Regions from separate parts of the Homo sapiens genome. Here region 1 is linked to region 2. The links are chromatin loops, found by intact Hi-C in ENCODE. Cell type or tissue: natural killer cell. All regions are shown on one strand. Links, peaks and the distances in the headings refer to the core of each region. The heading gives the core; the rest is flanking DNA.

Region 1 (10,040 bases), core at 477-8,476, 64 kb before region 2:
TTTGTCCTCCCAGGGCCCTGGAGCCAGGACTGGGAGGACAAAAATGGCATGGACCTCGGAGACCCTGAGCCCAGCTCTTCGTGGAGCAGATAGAACTCTGAGGCCCAGAGAGGGAGGGCCTTGTGAGGGTCACTCAGCGGTGGTGGTAAAATCTTGGCTTCCCTCTTCCTCCAGGCTGACCCTGTCCCTTGTCCCTCTCTTTCGCTCCGCCAGGTGGCTGTATGAGGGCCTGAGCAGGGAGAAAGCAGAGGAACTGCTGTTGTTACCTGGGAACCCTGGAGGGGCCTTCCTCATCCGGGAGAGCCAGACCAGGAGAGGTGAGTAAGCTCGGTGCCAGCCCAGGCCCTCCCTACGTGGAGGTCTCAGAAAGGAGCCCACAGATATATGGCTGCAGGTGCGGCCCAGAAAATAGGCTTTGCCTGACTTCTCAGTCAACCAAGATTTCCTGAGCCCCAGCTCCGTGTCCTGCCCATATGAACCATGTGGAGCCCAGGCTGGGGGAGATGGAGACAGGCCATGAAAGCAGAGGAGAGGCAGCTAACTTTGGAGCAATCAAGGGAGGCTTCATGGAGGAATAGACCATGAGTGGACCTGGAGGAGTGGACCTGGGATCCTGAGGGATGTTCCCACAGGATCCCAGGCAACAAGACACAGTGGTGCTGGGGTGGGCCAGTGGGCTGCACCTCGGGACAATAGGAGGTTAGAAGTGAGCAAGCTCCAGCACAGAGGCCTTGGATGCCGAGCTGAGAAGCTTTGGTTTTCTCCCAAGGCAGTGGGGTTGCTACTCAGCAGAGACACAGTGCTGGGCGTGTGTTTTGGGGGAAACGAGAGGATGCATTACAGGGACTCTCTGAGTGTGTTCTGTGGGCCACCTGCTTAGAAGTAGAGGAGATGGGGGGTCAGTTTAGGGGACCCCGAAAATCGTATCCTTCTCTGAGAGGTTCACAATCCGTGTTAACACAAGACTTCTTAAGGCGTCGCGTTTGCCTAACTGGGCATTTCCCAAGTGTTTCTGACACAGGAGTGTTTCATCATGCAGCACCAGTCAGAGTCACTCCATGTTCATTCATTCAGCAAATGCTTCTCCAGCACCTATGATGTGGGGAGGCTTCAGGGAAGGACAGGACCTACTGTATGTGTCAGGCCTTAGGCATCTCTGCTGAGTGAGGTGGCCATGGTCCCTGCTCTCAGGGAGCTCCTGGGTCACTGGAAGCCAGTGTTCCATGGCACAGAGTTTGGGAAACATACCTCTATTTGAGATCCACAGTGATGCCAGGGCTTGCCCCTCCAATGCCAAGAGCCAAGTGTGATATGACTTGAGGGTGGGGCAGAAGGCCAAATGTGAAGGGCTGGAGTTCCTAGCCTTGGTGTCTAGCAGTCTGGCTGTCATCTGCCATGTTGCTGCCATGAGAGCCTATCAGCAATAGAGCAAAAATCTGCATTTCTAAAAATAATACAGGCCGGGCACTGTGGCTCACACCTGTAATCCCAGCACTTTGGGAGGCTGAGGTGGGAGAATCACTTGTGCCCAGAAATTTGAGACCAGCCTAGCCAACATAATGAGACCACTTCTCTACAAAAAAATTTAAAATGTAGTGAGGCATGGTGGTGCATCCCTGTAGTCCGAGCTACTTCGGAGGCTGAAGTGGGAGGATCACTTAAGTCCAGGAGTTCCAGGGTGCAGTGAGCCATGATTGCACCACTGCACTCCAGCCTGGGCAACAGAGCCAGACTCCATTTCAAAAAATAAAAGTGAATGTGAATGGCCCACAGTAGGGATCTAGGCTCAGCCAACACATTGGCAACTAGGATTTTTAATAGAGTATAGTCACAGAATTTCTCTGCGTTGACTAGGAGGTGATTCCTCCTTCCCCAAGACACAACATGATTCTGATCTCTTGGCAAAACATTAAAATGGTGACAGGATCTCTTGGGTCAGTAGCCAGTCAGAGCTAGAAACCCACTGGAAGTCATCTCATGGATCCTCCTCGCTCCACTGTACAGACTGAAAAACTGGACCAAAGAGGAGTAGGAACGGGCCACATGCACATTCATGTGGGGCTTCTCCCACCCCAGGTGCAGGGTCTTTTGCAATCAAAACACAAAGTTGATTGTCTCTTTGATGACCCTGCCTCCCTCTGAGCTGCTGCCCCTGAGTCCTTTAAGGCAGAGGCAAAGAGGGATGTTGAAGGAGCAGCAGCCCCCACGTTTATGTTAAGCCCTTTAAGTGACTTAAAACAATGTATGGGGATTGTACTTCCATTGTCTTCATTTTACAGATGGAAAAACTGAGGCTTAGGGAAGAGAAATAATTTGCCTGGGGAAACACAGCTAGTAAGTGCAGAGCCAGGATTCAAACCCAGCCACACCTCCTCTCACTCCAGGCCCCCAAGAAAGGCCCACGTGGGGCAGTAATGTTGGCACTGCAAGCATAGCAACAGACCAGGGAAGGAGGTATCAGGAATGGACAGACCTCCTGGCGCCCGCCTTGATATGAACCAACTGTGATAGGCTGTCGGGACCCTTCGTTCTCTGCCTCAGTCTCCCTCCCAGGACCCTTTCCAGCTTCTTTGTCTCTCCTCTCCTGCCCTTGGGCGTTCTTGGGTTGACCTCTCTGAGGCCCCTCCTGCTATTTTCTAGGCAGCATCAGCACCCCCACCTCACATACATCCATAGGCTGGTAGAGGGGCTGGGGAGGCCAGCCCAGCACAGCAGCTGCAAACAGGAAACCACAGCAGCGTTGCGGAGTGGAGCAGGGCCCCACTGCAGACTGTCCCCTGGAGCTTCAGAAGCCACAGGAAGTGCTCAGTGCTCAGCTCCCCTCCCCTGGCCCATTCTCTGGCCTGGGTCAGCCCCAAGAATATAGTGGCTGGCCCTTATGGCCACTCTGCCCCTTACCTAAAAAGACACAGATGCAAAGAGAAAACTCTGTGAGTGAGAAGAGAAAGCCGTATGGAGACTTTTTTTTTTTTTTTGAGACAGAGTCTCACTGTGTCGCCCAGGCTGGCGTGAAGTGGCACATTTTGGCTCAGTGCAGCCTCTGCCTCCTGGGTTCAAGTGATTGTCATGCCTCAGCCTCCCTGGTAGCTGGGATTACAGGCGAGTGCTACCACACCGGGATAATTATTATACTTTTTTGAGACAGAGTCTCACTCTGTTGCCTATGCTGGAGTGCAGTGGTGCGATCTCGGTTCACTGCAACCTCCACGTCCTGGGTTCAAGCGAGTCTCCTGCTTCAACCTCCTGAGTAGCTGGGATGACAGGCACATGCCACCATGCCCAACTAATTTTTGTGTTTTTAGTAGAGACAGGGTTTCATCATGTTGGCCAGGCTGATCTCAAACTCCTGACCTCAGATGATCCACCCACCTCGGCCTCCCAAAGTGCTGGGATTACAGGAGTAAGGCACTGCACCGGACTATTTTTTTTTTTTTGTATTTTTAGTAGAAACGGGGTTTTGCCATGTTGGCCAGGCTGGTCTCAAACTCCTGACCCTCAGATAATCCGCCCACCTTGGCCTCCCAAAGTGCTAGGATACAGGCATGAGCCACCGCGCCCAGCGGGATCCATGAAGATCTTTAAAGACTCATAAGATCCACATAAGGCCTCACCTGAGGTCAGGAGTTTGAGACCAGCTTGGCCAACATGGCGAAACCCCATCTGTACTAAAAATACAAAAAAATTAGCCGGGCATGGTGGCAGGTGCCTGTAATCCCAGCTACTCAGGAGGCTAAGGCTAGAGAATTGCTTGAACCTGGAGGTGGAGGTTGCAGTGAGACGAGATCGCACCACTGCACTCCAGCCTGGGTGACAAAGCGAGACTATGTCTCAAAAAAAAAAAAAAAATCCTCATAATTACCGGGACTAAGGTCTCCAGGTCCCCATAGTCAATTCCAAAAGGAGATGGATCAGGATGCAGCTATTGTTATCAAAGAGGAAGATGAAAAATGTTAGTTGGGGGAGGAGAAAAGAAAGAAGAAATTTGCCAATTTTCCAGGAAAGGTAAAATTTTCCTGCGGGTCATGGTTGATTTGTGGGTCAAGAAATCAGTTTAGGGGCCAGGTGCAGTGTCTCACACCTGTAATCCCAGCACATTGTGAGGCCAAGGCAGGAGGATCACTTGAGTCCAGGAGTTCAAAACCAGTCTGGGCAACAAAGGGAGACCCCCATCTCTTAAAAAAAAAAAATTTTTTTTTAAGTTAGCTAGGTGTGGTGGCATGTGCGTGTTGTCTAAGCTACTTGGGAGGCTGAGGCAGGAGGATCACTTAAGCCCAAGAAGTCGATGCTGCAGTGAGCTATGATCACACCACTGGACTCCAGCCTGGGTGACAGACCAAGACCCTGTCTCAAATAAATAAATAAATTCAATAAATCAACACTGATGCCTGTACCCCACCTCCAGGGTTTCTGATCTCACTGGTCAGGGATGTGGCCTGCACACTGTAAAAGCTGCCCAGGTGATTCTGATGGGTAGCCAGGGTCGGAACCCACTAATTTAGTGCGTCTGGACCAGTGCGTGTTTGTAGTGAAATTGAGCAGAGAACATGACCATGGTTGGGGTAAACATTGCGTCATAAAACTTTTGTTTCAGATTTTGTATAAGGTGTGTCCTGCGTCACAGTGTAAACTTTTATACTGTGGTTTGACACCACAGTGACTCTAGGGGCCCAAGTGACGTCATAGAACAGTGGTTCTCAGACTTGAGTGTACAGGACTCATCAGGGGAACTTGTTGACACTGTAGACTTGTAGGCCCTACCGCAGACCTAACTGAATCAGACTTTTGGGGGCAGAGGTCAGAAATCTGCTTCTTGGACAGGCTCTCTGGATGGTTCTATTGTTCTCTTGAGTTTGAAAACAGAGTTCCAATCTAGGGAACCCAGAATGAAGTAATAAGAGACAATGTACTTTACATTATGCTCTTGTCGTATATAATGGGAATTAGCCATTGACCAAGTGAGTGAGTGATGCCAGGATCAGCTTTTCATTGGCCCAAAGGCACTGATTCCACACGAGCTTCAAGCCTGCATGTGGACCAAGGAGGAAGGCCTGGGGCCCTGAGCTACCAGGAACACTAATCAGAGTCCGGAGCAGGAAGACCCCATCTTCCCAAGTCCTTCTGGCATACCTGGCTATATGATAGGCCTCGGGACAGCCATGGCCAGGCTCTAGTCAGGCCCCAAATCTTGCTCCGTGAAGGGGGCCTAGAAGCTTTGTGGAGGTCACAGGATTGTGCAGAGGTCAGCACAGGGTTAGGGACAGGCCCCAGCAGCAGCCCCTCTGCGCTGTCCTGCTGTATATCTGTTCTGTGTCAGGCACTATAAGGGAGATTGATGAGCAAGACGTGGTTCCTGCCCCTGCAGGGCTCACCTCTGTCCACTGTCAGTTGGGAAACACTTACTGAGCATCTCCTCCGAGTCAGGCCTGCTAAGTCATGGCTTTTGTCCTCAGGGTGCAGACAGTGGAGGGTGCAACATTCAATCCCTAAAGCTTCTTAGAGGCCTCAGCAGAGAAGGTTCAGGAGGGTCCTGCTAGGCCCACTTCTCACATGCAGCTCCTTATCTGATCCCTCATCCCTCACTCCCAGCATCATCACTGGAATACCTGACCCCAGAGGTCCCGGAGGTGATGTTGCCTAAGCCTGCTGGAGCTTTCTGAAATTAGGACCTTATACTTGGCCTTTCTTTCTGGTGGGTCCTCCTCTAGGCTCCGCGTCCAGCCACAGCTTCCACTGTTCCCTCTGGACCCTCTGCCCACCAGCCACTCTGTAAACACCTTGTTCTTTCTACCGCTGCATCCTTACACATACCCCTCCCTCCATCTGGAAAGCCTGCCCTCCGCTTCTCCTCACGGCAAGCTCACACTCATCCTTCGCCATTCTTTCCAGTGGGACTTTCCCAGACTACCACCTACCCAGACTATCGCCTTCCCAGACTATCACCTACCCAGGCTATCGCCTTCCCATACTATGTCAATTTTTGTTCTCAACTCCCATAGCATCTTGAAAATACCTCTTCTGTAGCTATAATAGGTTTATCTCTTTTCTTTTCCTCTTTTTTTTTTTTTTTTTGAGATGGAGTCTTGCTGTCGCCCAGGCTGGAATGCAGTTGGCGGGATCTCGGCTCACTGCAAGCTCTGCCTCCCGGTTTCACGCCATTCTCCTGCCTCAGCCTCCCGAGTAGCTGGGACCACAGGCGGCTGCCACCACACCCGGCTAATTTTTTGTATTAGTAGAGATGGGGTTTCACCATGTTAGCCAGGATGGTCTCGATCTCCTGACCTTGTGATCTGCCCGTCTGGGCCTCCCAAAGTGCTGGGATTACAGGCATGAGCCACCGCGCCCAGACTTTTTTTTTTTTAAGACAGGGTCACCCAAGCTGGAGTGCGGTGGCACTATCTCGGCTCACTGCAACCTCCACCTCCCAGGCCCAAGCGATTCTCCCACCTCAGCCTCCTGAGTAGCTGGGACTACAGGTGAATGCTTCCACGCCCTGCGAATTTTTGTGTGTGTTTTTTTTTTTTTAGACGGAGTCTCGTTCTGTCATTGGGCTGGAGTGCAGTGGCACAATCTCGGCTCATTGCAACCTATGCCTCCTGGGTTCAAGCAATTCTCCTGCCTCAGCCTCCCGAGTAGCTAGGATTACAGGTGCGTGCCACCACGCCCAGCTAATTTTTGTATTTTTAGTAGAGACAGGGTTTCACCATGTTGGCCAGGATGGTCTTGATCTCTTGACCTTGTGATCTACCCACCTTGGCATCGTAAAGTACTGGGATTACAGGCATGAGCCACTGCGCCCAGCTGTATTTTTTTTTAAAGTCAGGGTTTTGCCATGTTGCCCTGGCTGGTCTTGAACTCCTGACCTCAAGTGATCCACCCACCTTGGCCTCCCAAAGTGCTCAGATTACAGGCGTGACCCACCATGTCTGGCCCAGGTAATTTTTGTATTTTGAGTAGAAACAGGGTTTGGCCATGTTGCCCAGGCTAGTCTTGAACTTCTGACCTCAGGTGATCTGCCCACCTTGGCCTTCCAAAGTGCTGGGTTTATAGGCATGAGCCACCACACCCAGCTTTTTTTTTTTTTTTTTTTGACAGGATCTCACTCTATTGCCCAGGCTGGAGTGCAGTGGCACAATCATGGTTCACTGCAGTCTTGAACTTGTGGGCTCAAGTGATCCTCCCACCTCAGCTTCTTGAGTAGCTGGAACTACAGGCGTGCACCACCATGCCTAACTTTTAAATTTTTGTAGAGACAGGATCTCACTCTATTGCCCAGGCTGGTCTCGAACTCCTGGGCTCAAGCCATCCTCCCGCCTTAGACTTCCCAAGTGCTGGGATTACAGGCATGAGCCACCACAGCTGGCTAAATTTATTTCCTAAAACAAAATCATGGCCGGGCACAGTGGCTCATGCCTGTAATCCCAGCACTTTGAGAGGCCGAGGCGGGGGAATCACCTGAGGACAGAGTTCGAGACCAGCCTGGCTAACATGGTGAAACCCCATCTCTATTAAAAATACAAAAAAATTAGACAGGCATGGTGGCAGGTACCTATAATGGCAGCTATTCAGGAGGCTGAGGCAGGAGAATTGCTTGAAACCAGGAGGTGGAGGTTGCAGTGAGCTGAGATCATGCAATTGTGTTCCAGGCTGGGCAACAAGAGCAAAACTCCATCTCAAAAAAAAAAAAAAAAAAAAAAATCAGGGTACGTGGTCTGATGAGAATAATACAGGAACTAAATACTTGAAATGAGGACCATTAAGGAAAATCCCAGCTGTGGATGTGCTGACAAGACAGCACTTATTTCCCCGAGTGTGATGATTTCATACCTGTGTCTGGGCCCAGAGCAGAGTGTCCAGCATGTGGTGGGTGCTCAGCAGATGTTTACTGAATAAATGAATGAGCAGGTGAGTACACCTATGCATGTTGAGAGGGGGAGAGAGGATGAAGAGCTGGGAGAGACTGCCCCCCAAACAGGAAGATTCAGGCTGTTTGTAGCATCAGTTCCAAGGACAGAACCAAAGTCACCTCCTCATCACCCCTAGTGACCTGCTCCCCTGTCAGTCAACTGGACCTGTGTGCCCCACAGCACTCCGTCTTCAGCTAAGGGCTGGCTCTGGGTGGGCCCTCTGTCCTCAGGGAAGGGTAGGTCTTAGTAAATGCTCAATATGTGTTTGCTGCAAATCATGCAATGATAGGCCTTCAAGAATCATTCCCAACACCATCTGTGCTCACAGACAGTAGGAGTGCAAATGGTGATGAGCTCTCCTTAAAACTGCTTGTAATCGTGGCTCCGTCCGAGTGTTTATCACAGAGACTCAGTCATTCATTCAACAAATAGATACTGTGTGCTGACTTTGTGCCAAGCACTGTTCAAAACACGAGATTCTGCAGTATGAAAAGCAAGATTCCTGCCCACAATCTAGTTGGCAAGGTGGACAGTAAACAAATAAGAAAAGAGTGTGAGAGTGATAAGTGCCAAGAGGAAACAAAGCAGCGTTCAGAGGACACAGAGTGCCAGGGTGTGAGTGTGAGTACAGGCCTCAGGGAGGCGCGTCCTCAGCAGGCGGTCAGGGAAGACAGGATGAGGGGAGTGGCGAGTTTAGAGTCAGGTCACACAGAGCCTTTCCAGGGAGAGGACTTGGGATTGATTTTAAGTGTGACAGGGAGGATTCTGAGTAGGGGCATGAGACGACCTGACCCCTCCTTCCTGCTGAGAAGAGAGGATGCCGCGCAGGAAGCCGTAGTAGGCTCTCTCCAGGTGAGAAGTGGTTGGATCTTAGCTGTGTTCTGACCACACCCAACAGGGCTTTCTGTTGGGCTGGATGTGAGGCTGAGACAGGAAGCAATCAGGAATGGATGACTCCTGACCTCTTTATCCCTGAGACCACCAACCAGATCCCAAGTGTAGCTACCCTTTCTGATTCTAATAACTGTCGTGACAGTGGCTGGGGTGGGTGGTTCAAGAACCATGCAAAAGTTATAAGGTCTTGGTCACTAGTTCAGCTGGGTTGGTTGGCCTTCTGGGCCTATTTTCAAATATTTAGCGCATTCCCAGCCACAGAATTTTTTAGGGTTACAGCACAGCTCAAGAAGAGACTCTTCTCAAAGGTACAGAATACAGGCCAGGCGTGGTGGTGCACACCTATAGCCCCAGCTACTTGGGAGGCTGAGGCAACAGGATCACTCAAGCCCAGGAGTTTGAGGCCTGCCTGAGCAACACAGTGAAACTGTCTCTAAAAAAGAAAAAGAAAAAAAAAATAAAGGTACAAAGGTCAAAGGGCTCCCAGTCAGGCAAAGAAAACAAAGAAAACGAAGCAGAGACCCTACTGGGGTCAATACACTTCTCAAAGCATATTGACTCTGGGTCACCTTACTAAATTTACTTTTAGTTCTAGTAGCTTTTTGGCAGATTCCTTATGATTATCTACATATGATTGTATTACCTGTAAGTAAAGGCAGCTGTATTATTTTCCAATCCATATACTTTAAATTTATTTTTCTTGTGTTATTGCACTTGTTAGGACCTTTAGTACAACACTGAGTAGAAGCGGTAAGAACATTATTGCTTTGTTCCCAATCTTAGATGGAAAATAATCAATCTTTCCTATTAAGCATGCTGTCGATTTTTTTTTTTTTTTTTTTTTTTTGAGATGTAATGTCACTCTGTCACCCAGGCTGGAGTGCAGTGGCCTGATCTCGGCTCACTGCAACGTCTGCCTCCTGGTTCAAACAATACCTTGCCTCAGCCTCTGGAGTACCTGAGATTACAGGCACACGCCATCATGCCCAGCTAATTTTTCTATTTTTGTAGAGATGGGGGTTTCACCATGTTGGCCAGGCTGGTCTTGAACTCCTGGCCTCAGGTGATCAGCAAGCCTCGGCCTCCCAAAGTGTTGGGATTACAGGCATGAGCCACCGCACCTAGCCTTAGCTGTAGATTTTTCACAGATGCTTTGTATCAGGTACTCTTCTGTGGTAGGCAGAATCATCATCCCCCCCAACAATGTTCAGGTCCTGATCTGCAGCACCTGTGAATATGTTA
Region 2 (10,040 bases), core at 527-8,526:
TGTTGTCCAGGCTGGCCTCCAACTCCTGGGCTCAAGTGATCCTCCTGCCTCAGCCGTCCCAAGTGTTGGGATTAAAGTTGTGAGCCACCATGCCCCGCCTCTGGAGTAGCACTTTTAATTTCACTCAAGAACAATTGGCTGGGCGCGGTGGCTCACACCTGTAATCCCAGCTACTGGGGAGGCTGAGGCGGGAGAATTGCTTGAATCTGGGAGGCAGAGGTTGCAGTGAACTGAGATCACGCCACTGCACTCCAGCCTGGGCGACAGAGCAAGACTCTGTCTCAAAACAAACAAACAAAAACTATCTGGCTAGGTCTGGTGGCTCATGCCTGTAATCCCAACACTTCGGGAGGCCGAGGCAGGGGAAGGTCTCTTGAACCCAGGAGTTTGAGGCCAGCCTGAGCAACATAGCAAGACCCCCTCTCAACAAAAAATAATCAGCTGGGCATGGTGGCGAATGCCTGTAGTCCCAGCTACTTGGGAGGCTGAGGTGGAGGAAGGCTTGAGCCCAGGAGGTTGAGGCTGTGGTGAGGTATAATTGTGCCACTGTACTCCAGCCTGCGTGAAAGAGTGAGACCCTGTCTCAAAAATTGGCCAGGCGCAGTGGCTCATGCCTGTAACCTGAGCACTTTGGGAGGCCAAGGCAGGTGGGATCACTTGAGGTCAGGAGTTCGAGACCACCCTGGCCAACATGGTGAAAGCCCATCTGTACTAAAAAGAAAAAAAAAATACAAAAATAAATAAAGAAAAAGGTGCTATTTCAGTGAACACAGTAATAAGAAAGGGAACAGCCTTATTGCTGATATGGAGAAAATTTGAGTGGTCTAGATAGATGATCAGACCAGCGACAACGTTCCCTTAAACCAAAGCCTAATCCAGAGCATAAGCCCTAACTGTCTTCAATTCTCTGAAGGCTGAGAGAGCTGAGGAAGCTGCTGAAGAAAAGTTGGAAGCTATCAGGCTTCAGTAGGCTTTTTTTTTTCTTTTTTTTTTTTTTTTTGAGACGGAGTCTTGCTCTGTCGCCCAGGCTGGAGTATAGAGGCATGATCTTGACTCACCACAACCTCTGCCTCCCGGTTTAGGCGATTCTCCTGCCTCAGCCTCCCGAGTAGCTGGGATTATAGGCGCAGGCTACCACGCCCAGCTAATTTTTCGTATTTTTAGTAGAGATGGGGTTTCACCATGTTAGCCAGGCTGGTCTCGAACTCCTGACCTCAAGTGATCTGCCCACCTCGGCCTCCCGAAGTGTTGGGATTACAGGCGTGAGCCACTGCACCCGGCCAATTTCTGTATTTTTAGTAGAGATGGCGTTCCACCATGTTGCCCAGCCTGGTTTCAAATTCCTGACCTCAGGTGATCCGCCTGCCTTGGCCTCCCAAAATGTTGGGATTACAGGTGTGAGCCACTGTGCCTGGCCTGGAATTTCTTTGATGAGAGCTATGCCTTGACAGTCTCATTTTTCCATTGTACTAGAAGGTCTGGGGCCCTGGGAGCTAGTGCGGCATGAAGGCCTGAGTGGGCTCTGTGCCTTGCTGACAGTGTTCCCAAGCTGAGTGGAGGAAGACTAAGGGTCTGGATATCCTCAACACTGAGTACATGAATTTCTGTGTAACCCTTCTGTTGTTGCTGTCTTCTCCTCTCCTGTGCCTGGTGTTCATCTGTCCAGGACCTTCTGTATTCTTTGGATAATAAATTTCTGATCTCTTGTCGGGTCTAGGTTGCAGCCTTCATAGGATCTAGGAGTCCACTGCTTTTTTTTCTTTTTTCTTTTTCTGAGACAGAGTCTCGCTGTGGTGCAATCTCTGCTCACTGCAACATCCGCCTCTCAGGTTCCCGTGATTCTCATGTCTCAGCCTCCCAAGTAGCTGAGATTACAGGCGCCCGCCACCACACCTAGCTAATTTTTGCATTTTTAGTAGAGACATGGTTTCGCTGTGTTGCCCAAGCTGGTCTTGAACTCCTGAGCTCAAGTGATCCACCTGCCTCGGCCTCCCAAAGTGTTGGGATTAAAGAATAGAGATAAGGGAGGCACAGAGGGGCTAAGTAACACCTGAGGTTATAAAACTGGTCATTGGAGGAGGTAGGATTTTATTCCTGAAAGGTTAATGGTAATATTATCGTCTCCATTTCTGACTCTAGTAATTTCAAGTCTTTTTTCTTTTTTTCTTGGTCAGTCTAGCTGAGGGTTTGTCAGTTGCTTTGACTTTTTTCAAAGAACCAACTTTTGGTTTTATCAATTTTCTCTATTGTTTTTCTGTTCTCTATTTCATTCATTTCTGCCCCAGCATTTATTGTTTCTTTCCTTTTGCTTACTCCTGCTTTTGCTCTTCTTTTCTAATTTTTCTGGTATCTTAAAGTGGAAGGTTAGATTATTGATTTACAATCTATATTTATTTATTTACTTTTTTCTTTTCTTTTGAGACAGAGTCTAGCTCTGTCCCCCAGGCTGGAGTGCAGTGGCGCAATCTAGGCTCACTGCAAGTTCCGCCGCCATGGTTCACGCCATTCTCCTGCCTCAGCCTCCCGAGTAGCTGGGACTACAGGCACCCGCCACCACACCTGGCTAATTTTTTGTATTTTTAGTAGAGACGGGGTTTCACCGTGTTAGCCAGGATGGTCTCAATCTCCTGACCTCGTGATCCGCCTGCCTCAGCCTCCCAAAGTGCTGGGATTACAGGCGTGAGCCACCGTGCCCGGCCTACAATCTTCATTTTTTTTTTAAATAGGCACATATGGGCCAGGTGTGGTGGCTCATGCCTGTAATCCCAGCATTTTGGGAGGCCGAGGTTGGGCGGATCACCTGAGGTCAGGAGTTCAAGACCAGCCTGGCCAACATAGTGAAACCTCGCCTCTAAAAATAGAAAATTAGCTGGGCATGGTAGCACATGCCTGTAATCCCAGCTACTCAGGAGGCTGAGGCAGGAGAATCGCTGAAACCTGAGAGGCAGAGGTTGCAGTGAGCCCAGCCTGCGCCATTGCACTCCAGCCTGGGTGACAGAGCAAGACTTTGTCTCAAAAAAAAATTAATAAATAAAAAATAATAAAAAAAATAGGCACATATGGCCAGGCATGGTGGCTCATACCAGCACTTTGGGAGGCTGAGACGCGGGTCGCTTGAGCTCAGGGGTTTGAGACCAGCCTGGGCAATGTAACAAGACCCCATCCCTACGAAAAATAAAAAATTAAGCCAGGTGTTGGTGGCTTTTGCCTGTAGTTTCAGCCATTCCAAAGGCTGAGGTGGGAGGATTGTTTGAGCCCAGGGGTGTGAGGCTGCAGTGAACCCTGATTGCATGACTGCACTCCAGTGTGGGCAATAAAGCGAGACACTGTCTCAAAGGAATAAAAAGGCATTGATAGCTATGAATTTTCCTTCAAGCACTGCTTTAGCTGCATTTCATAAGTTTTAAGCCTTTTTATTCATTTCATAATATTTTCTAATTCCCCTTTGGATTTCTTCTTCGAATCATTCATTATTTAGAGTATGTTGTTTAATTTCCACATATTTCACATATTTGTGAGTTTCCCATGTTTCCCAAATTTCTAATTTCATTATAGTGTCCTCAGAGAACACACTTTGTATTATTTGAGTCCTTTTAAATTAATTGAGGTTTGTTTTATGACCTAGCATATGGTCTTTCCTGGAGAATGTACCATGTCCACTTAAGAATAATGTGGCCCTGGCATGGTGGCTTATGCCTGTAATCCCGGCACTTTGGGTGGCTCAGGTGGGAGGATCCCTTTAGCCCAGGAGTTGGAGACCAACCTGGACAACGTAGTGAGACCCCATCTCTACAAAAAATAAAAAAATTAGCTTGGGTGGGGCATGCCTATACTCCAAGCTACTTGGGAGGCTGAAGTGGGAGATCACCTGAGCCTGGGAAGTTGAGGCTGCGGTGAGCTGTGATCACGCTTCTCCACTCCAGCCTGGTTGACAGAGCAAGATCCCATCTCAAAAAAATGAAAAAAGAAGAAAGAATGGTATTCTGTGGTTGTAGGGTGCCGTGTTCTGTAGATGGGTGTTAGGTCTACGTGGTTGGTAGTGTTCTGTGGTTGTGGGGTGCAGTGTTCTGTAGATGGGTGTTAGGTCTATGTGGTGGGTAGTGTTGTATTCTGTGGTTGTAGGGTGTGGTGTTCTGTAGACGGGTGTTAGGTCTAGGTGGTGGGTAGTGTTGTATTCTGTGGTTGTGGGGTGCAGTGTTCTGTAGACGGGCGTTAGGTCTAGGTGGTGGGTAGTGTTGTATTCTGTGGTTATGGGGTGCAGTGTTCTGTAGACGGGTGTTAGGTCTAGGTGGTGGGTAGTGTTGTATTCTGTGGTTGTAGGGTGCAGTGTTCTTTAGATGGGCGTTAGGTCTAGGTGGTGGGTAGTGTTGTATTCTGTGGTTGTAGGGTGCAGTGTTCTTTAGATGGGCGTTAGGTCTAGGTGGTGGGTAGTGTTGTATTCTGTGGTTGTGGGGTGCAGTGTTCTGTAGACGGGCGTTAGGTCTAGGTGGTGGGTAGTGTTGTATTCTGTGGTTATAGGGTGCAGTGTTCTGTAGACGGGTGTTAGGTCTAGGTGGTGGGTAGTGTTGTATTCTGTGGTTGTAGGGTGCAGTGTTTAGATGGGCGTTAGGTCTAGGTGGTGGGTAGTGTTGTATTCTGTGGTTGTAGGGTGCAGTGTTCTTTAGATGGGCGTTAGGTCTAGGTGGTGGGTAGTGTTGTATTCTGTGGTTGTGGGGTGCAGTGTTCTGTAGATGGGTGTTAGGTCTAGGTGGTGGGTAGTGTTGTATTCTGTGGTCGTGGGGTGCGGTGTTCTGTGGACGGGCGTTAGGTCTAGGTGGTGTAGGGTGCAGTGTTCTGTAGATCGGTGTTAGGTCTGGGTGGTTGGTAGTGTTGTCGTGTGTTCAAGTCTTCTGTTTCCCTATTGATCTTCTGCCTACTTGTTCTATCTGTTATTGAAAGTGGGAATTGAAGTCCAACTATGACTGTTGAGTTGTTTCCTCCCTTCATTTCTGTCAGCCTTTGTTTCCTGTATTTTGGTGCTCTGCTGTTTCCGTATATGTTTAAAACTTTACCTGTTTCTGATGGAATGACCTTTTTAAAATTATAAAATATCCTGCTTTAGTAGGAAATAGTATCTTAGACCCAGACAATCTTGACTCTTGAGCCTGTGCTCTTATGCCCATCCCAACTGCCCTGTCCCTGAAGGTGTGTCCTCTGGTATTTCTCCACCTCCTATATCCTCATTCATTTTGGATTCATCTAAGTGATCTTTGTCAACTTGGTCTTCCTGCTCTGGATCTTGATAAGACCAGTTGAAATTTTATTCCATACTCTGAGGAAGTCCTCAGCCCTTTGCCAGATGCCTGTAGATTCCTAGTAGTTCCCATTCTCCATCATCTTGGCCTCTGGGGCCTGCTTGCCTACAGCCTACCCTGGTGCTGTGTAGTTGCTATGGCTTGAATGTGCCCCATGAGCAAAGTTCATGCGTTGTAAACTTAATCCCCAATGCAATAGTGTTGAGAGATGGGACCTCTAAGAGGCTCTGCCCTCATGAATGGATTAATGCTCTTACCACAGGAGTGGATTCCTGATAAAATGTGAGTTCAGCACTCTCTTGCCTTCTGTCCTGTGTACTCTCTCACCATGTGAGGCCTTCCACCATGTGATGAGGCAGCAAGAAGGCCCTCACCAGATGCAGTTCCTTGATCTTGGACTTCCCACCCTCCAAAACTGTGAGCCAAATAAACTTCTGTTCATTATAAGTTACCAGTCTCAGGTATTCTGTCATAGAAGCACAAAATGGACTAAGTTGATAGTTTCCACAGTTCAGTCTTTCCCCTTCATCTCTGCCAGGCTCCCCTTAGACTCTGCAGTCACCAAACCTTGGTAACTCCGCAGTCACCAAACCTTGGTAACACAAGTGAATTGAGCCCTTTAGTGCTGGAGGGTGAGACGAAAGGCACACTTGACAGAAACACAGAGGTCAGTTTCCATGTTCTCCATCCTTGGGCATCCTCTGGGCCCTGGCTTTGCAGAGTTTGACTTGGCCCACCAGTACCCAGCCTCCTGTCACTATCCAGCTCCTGGCTCTGGTCTCCTCTTCAGTCCGTTTCCCAGCCCTCCTTCCCTCTCCCCTTTCCTCTCTGGAGCAAAAACACTTCTCTCCCTCTGCCTCCTGCAGAGCCATTTAATGGCTGCTTTCGTTGTCTTTGTTTCTTTGGCCCCCAAGTGTCAGGCTCTAACTGTCTTCCTTGGTTAAGCCCAGAGTAATTTAGTAAGAGGGATATGGAGGCAGTTAGATAGGAAAATTTCCCACCTGGCTTCCCATGCTGGCTTTTTTTTTTGAGACAGGGTCTCACTGTGTCACCCAGGCTGGAGTGCAGTGGTGTGATCTCAGCTCACAGCAACCTATATCTCCCAGGTTCAAGAGATTCTCACCTCAGCCTCCCGAGTAACTGGGATTACAGGTGTGTACCATCATGCCCGGCTAATTTCATGCTGGCTTTCTTGTTGCAACTTTCTACTGTGGTTGGGTGAAATATTTTATTTATTTATTAAAGACAGGGTCTGACTCTGTCACCCAGGCTGGAGTGCAGTGGCGTGATCAAGGCTCACTGCAACCTCCGCCACCTGGGCTCAAGCAATCCTCCTGCCTCAGCTGCAGGAGTAGCTGGGACTACTGTTGGCATTTCCTGGACATTGTGGTGATTGGTGGGAGAATATATATATATTTTTTGAGATGAGTCTTCCTATGTTGTCCAGGCTGGTCTTGAACTCCTGAGCTCAAGTGATTCTCGTGCCTCAGCCTCCTGAGGAGCTAGGATTACAGGCAGGAGCCATCACACCTGTCAGGAGCAGCATATTTGAAGTCAGGACTTTTCCAGAAGAATATCAGAGATTTGTGATTCTCAGGGAATTATCAAACTGAGGCCCAGGCAGAGCTCACAGCAAGTCAGTGGTGGAGCCAGTTCCTCAGGCCCCTGCCCTGGGATGTATCTTGACTTCGGTGAGCCCTGAGGTGGGTATACCTTGGGTCATCCCCCGCTTCCCCGAGCTTAACTTCCCATCTGGGAAGTGGGTGCAGCCCTGTCTCTTCCTGAGGCTGTCATGAGAGAGAAGCAACAAAATGCTCCTGCCCTGCCCTGCCAATGGCTTGGCAAGCAGTAGGGAAAGTTACAGAAAAAACACCTTCACTGGTCACATTCGATGACCTCCTATAATTACCTGATGTGTTTCTTTTTAAAAATTAGTTTATTTTTGGAGACAGGGTTTCACTCTGTTGCTTAGGCTGGAGCACAGTGGCTCAATCTCAGCTCACTGCAACTTCTGTCTCCCGCCTCAGCTTCCTGGGTAGCTGGGACGACAAGCGCATTGTACCATGCCTGGCTAATTTTTGTATTTTTTGTAGTGATGGGGTTTCACCATGTTGCCCAGGATTGTCTCAAACTCCTGAGCTCAAGCAACCTACCCACTTTAGCCTCCCAAAGTGCTGGGACTACAGGCATAAGCCACTGCGCCTGGCCAGTCTGATGTGTTTCACAAACCAGTGTGTATGTAGCTGGGCATGGTGGTGCGCACCTGTAATCCTAGCTACTCTGGAGGCTGAGGCAGGAGAATCGCTTGAGCCCGGGAAGTGGAAATTGCAGTGAGCCGAGATTGTGCCACTGCACTCCAGCCTGGATGGCAGAGTGAGACTTTGTCTCGAAAAAAAAAAAAAGTGTGTGTGTATTTCCTTTTTTTTTTTTTTCGAGACCGAGTTTCACTCATGGGTTGCCCAGGCTGGAGTGCAGTGGCGCAGTCTCGGCTCACTGCAACCTCCGCCTCCCGGGTTCAAGCAATTCTCCTGCCTCAGCCTCCCAAGTATGCTGGGATTACAGGCATGTGCCACCATACCCAGCTAATTTTGTATTTTTGGTAGAGACAGGGTTTCACCATGTTGGCCAGGCTGGTCTCGAACTCCTGACCTCAGGTGATCCACCCACCTTGGCTTCCCGAAGTGTTGGGATTACAGGTGTGAGCCACTGCGCCCGGCCGTGTGTGTGTATTTCATATGAGAAAGACTAGTTTCTGTAGTAAGTCAAATTAACAGAGAATATTTATGTTTTCCATGGAATGGCAGGAAGCACCAAAGAGAAATCTGTCCTTTTTGGTTGAGGACAAAGCATATGTCCATGCAAAATATTTGTATATGAATATTCATAGTAGCCTTATTCATAATGGCCCCAAACTATAAGCAACCCAAATGTTTATCAACTGGTAAAAGGGTAAATTGGTTGTATTCTGTCTATACAGTGGAATATTTCTCGGCAATCAGAGCTATAGTTGCACACAATAACATAGGCCAGTCTCACAAATATTATGCTAAGCGAAAGAAGCCAGACACAAAATAATAAATATTGTGTGACCCATTCATATAAAATTCTAGAAAAGCCAAAGAAATTTATAGAAAGTAAATCAGTGGTTTCCTGGGTTGAGGGATGGGAGAAGGGCTTGACTTAAAGAGGGGCATAAAGGAATATTTGCCAAAACTAATTTTATTAAGCCAATGGAGTGGGCACATTATATGGGTTTTCTTTTTTTTTTCTTTTCTTTTTTTGAGAAGGAATCTTACTCTGTCGTCAGAGCTGGAATGCAGTGGCGGGATCTGGGCTCACTGCAACCTCCTCCTCCCAGGCTCAAGTGATTCTCCTGCCTCAGCTTCCCGAGTAGCTGGGATTACAGGTGCATGCCACCACGCCTGGCTAATTTTTTGTATTTTTAGTAGACATGGGGTTTCACCATGTTGGCCAGGCTGGTCTCGAACTCCTGACCTTGTGATTCATCCGCCTCAGCCTCCCAGATTGCTGGGATTACAGGCATGAGCCACTGCGCCCAGCTCTTTTTTTTTTTTTTCCTATTATTTATTATTTTTATTTTTGAGACAGAGTCTCGCTCTGTCACCCAGGCTGGAGTGTAGTGGTGCAGTCTTGGCTCACTGCAGCCTCTGCCTCCTGGGTTCAAACAATTCTCATGCCTCAGCCTCCCAAGTAGCTGGGATTACAGGCACATGCCACCACACCCAGCTAATTTTTGTATTTTTAGTAGAGACAGGGTTTCACCATGTTGGCCAGGCTGGTCTCAAACCCCTGACCTCAGGTGATCTGCCTGCCTCAGCCTCCCAAAGTGCTGGGATTACAGGTGTAAGCCACTGTGGCCGGCCAGGTTTTCTTGTTTTTAAAAAATTATTTTTAGTTTTGACACAGAGTCTCTGTTGCCCAGGCTGGAGTTCAGTGGCGCGATCCCCGCTCACTATAGCCTCAACCTCCCAGGCTCAAGGAATTCTGCCTCAGCCTCCCAAGTAGCTGGGACTACAGGCATGCACTAACATGCCAGGCTTTTTTTTTTTTTTTTTTTTTTTTTTGAGACGGGGTCTTGCTCTGTCATCCAGGCTGGGGTGCAGTGGTGCGATTTTGGCTCATTGCCACCTCTGCCTCCCGGGTTCAAGTGATTGTCCTGTCTCAGCCTCCCGAGTAGCTGGGATTACAGACACGCGCCAGCATGCTCGGCTAATTTTTGTATTTTTAGTAGAGATGGGGTTTCACCATATTGGCTAGGCTGGTCTCCAACTCCTGACCCCAAATGATCTGCCCGCCTTGGCCTCCCAAGTGTGAGCCACCACGCCCAGCCTCATTTTTCGTTCTCAAAGGTGAGGAGTACTTATGATTCTGTTTCTGAGGGTCTCCATCCTTAGAGCAGGAGAAATATTGGAGGTTTTTGGCCGGGGTAGTGATGTGGTCAGACGGCCTTGGAACGCGCAACCCGAAATGGCCCTGTGGAGGGTGGAGGAGAGGGTCAGGAAGGCCAATTAAGAGGCCATTGCAGGTCATGTAGTTACATGCTTGAAATTTATGCATTTTTCCATACATGAATTATGCTTCAAGTTTTGTCTTTTTTTTTTTTTGAGACGGAGTCTTTCTCTGTTGCCCAGGCTGGAGTGCAGTGGCGTGATCTCGGCTCACTGCAAGCTCCACCTCCCAGGTTCATGCCATTCTCCTGCCTCAGCCTCCCGAGTAGCTGGGACT

Evidence for each region. A loop is a pair of places that touch in the nucleus more often than their neighbours do. Peaks named below come from ENCODE experiments on the same cell type or tissue, not always from the same donor. Only the 100,000 strongest peaks of a DNase experiment are listed, where the experiment ranks them.
Region 1: a loop joins it to region 2, with 8 times the contacts of the local background. A loop is called at or near these places in 1 of 110 quality-filtered maps.

The regions. Positions count from the first base shown.
Region 1 is chr20:36,622,872-36,632,911 of GRCh38, reverse strand. SLA2 (Src like adaptor 2) reads left to right here. Exons shown (of 8, transcript NM_032214.4): 5 at 214-317. Among named protein-coding and RNA genes, the nearest start is that of SLA2, 18 kb to the left of the region's middle. RefSeq lists an enhancer at 2,566-2,675. In natural killer cell, for the core only: no CTCF peak of the experiment used is centred there; DNase peaks (open chromatin) are centred at 2,406, 2,741 and 4,671; H3K27ac peaks cover 4,510 bases.
Region 2 is chr20:36,559,027-36,569,066 of GRCh38, reverse strand. All of the region lies in intron 2 of DLGAP4-AS1 (DLGAP4 antisense RNA 1), which reads left to right. Among named protein-coding and RNA genes, the nearest start is that of DLGAP4-AS1, 9.2 kb to the left of the region's middle. RefSeq lists an enhancer at 5,892-6,457. In natural killer cell, for the core only: no CTCF peak of the experiment used is centred there; DNase peaks (open chromatin) are centred at 4,066, 4,557 and 4,816; H3K27ac peaks cover 1,944 bases.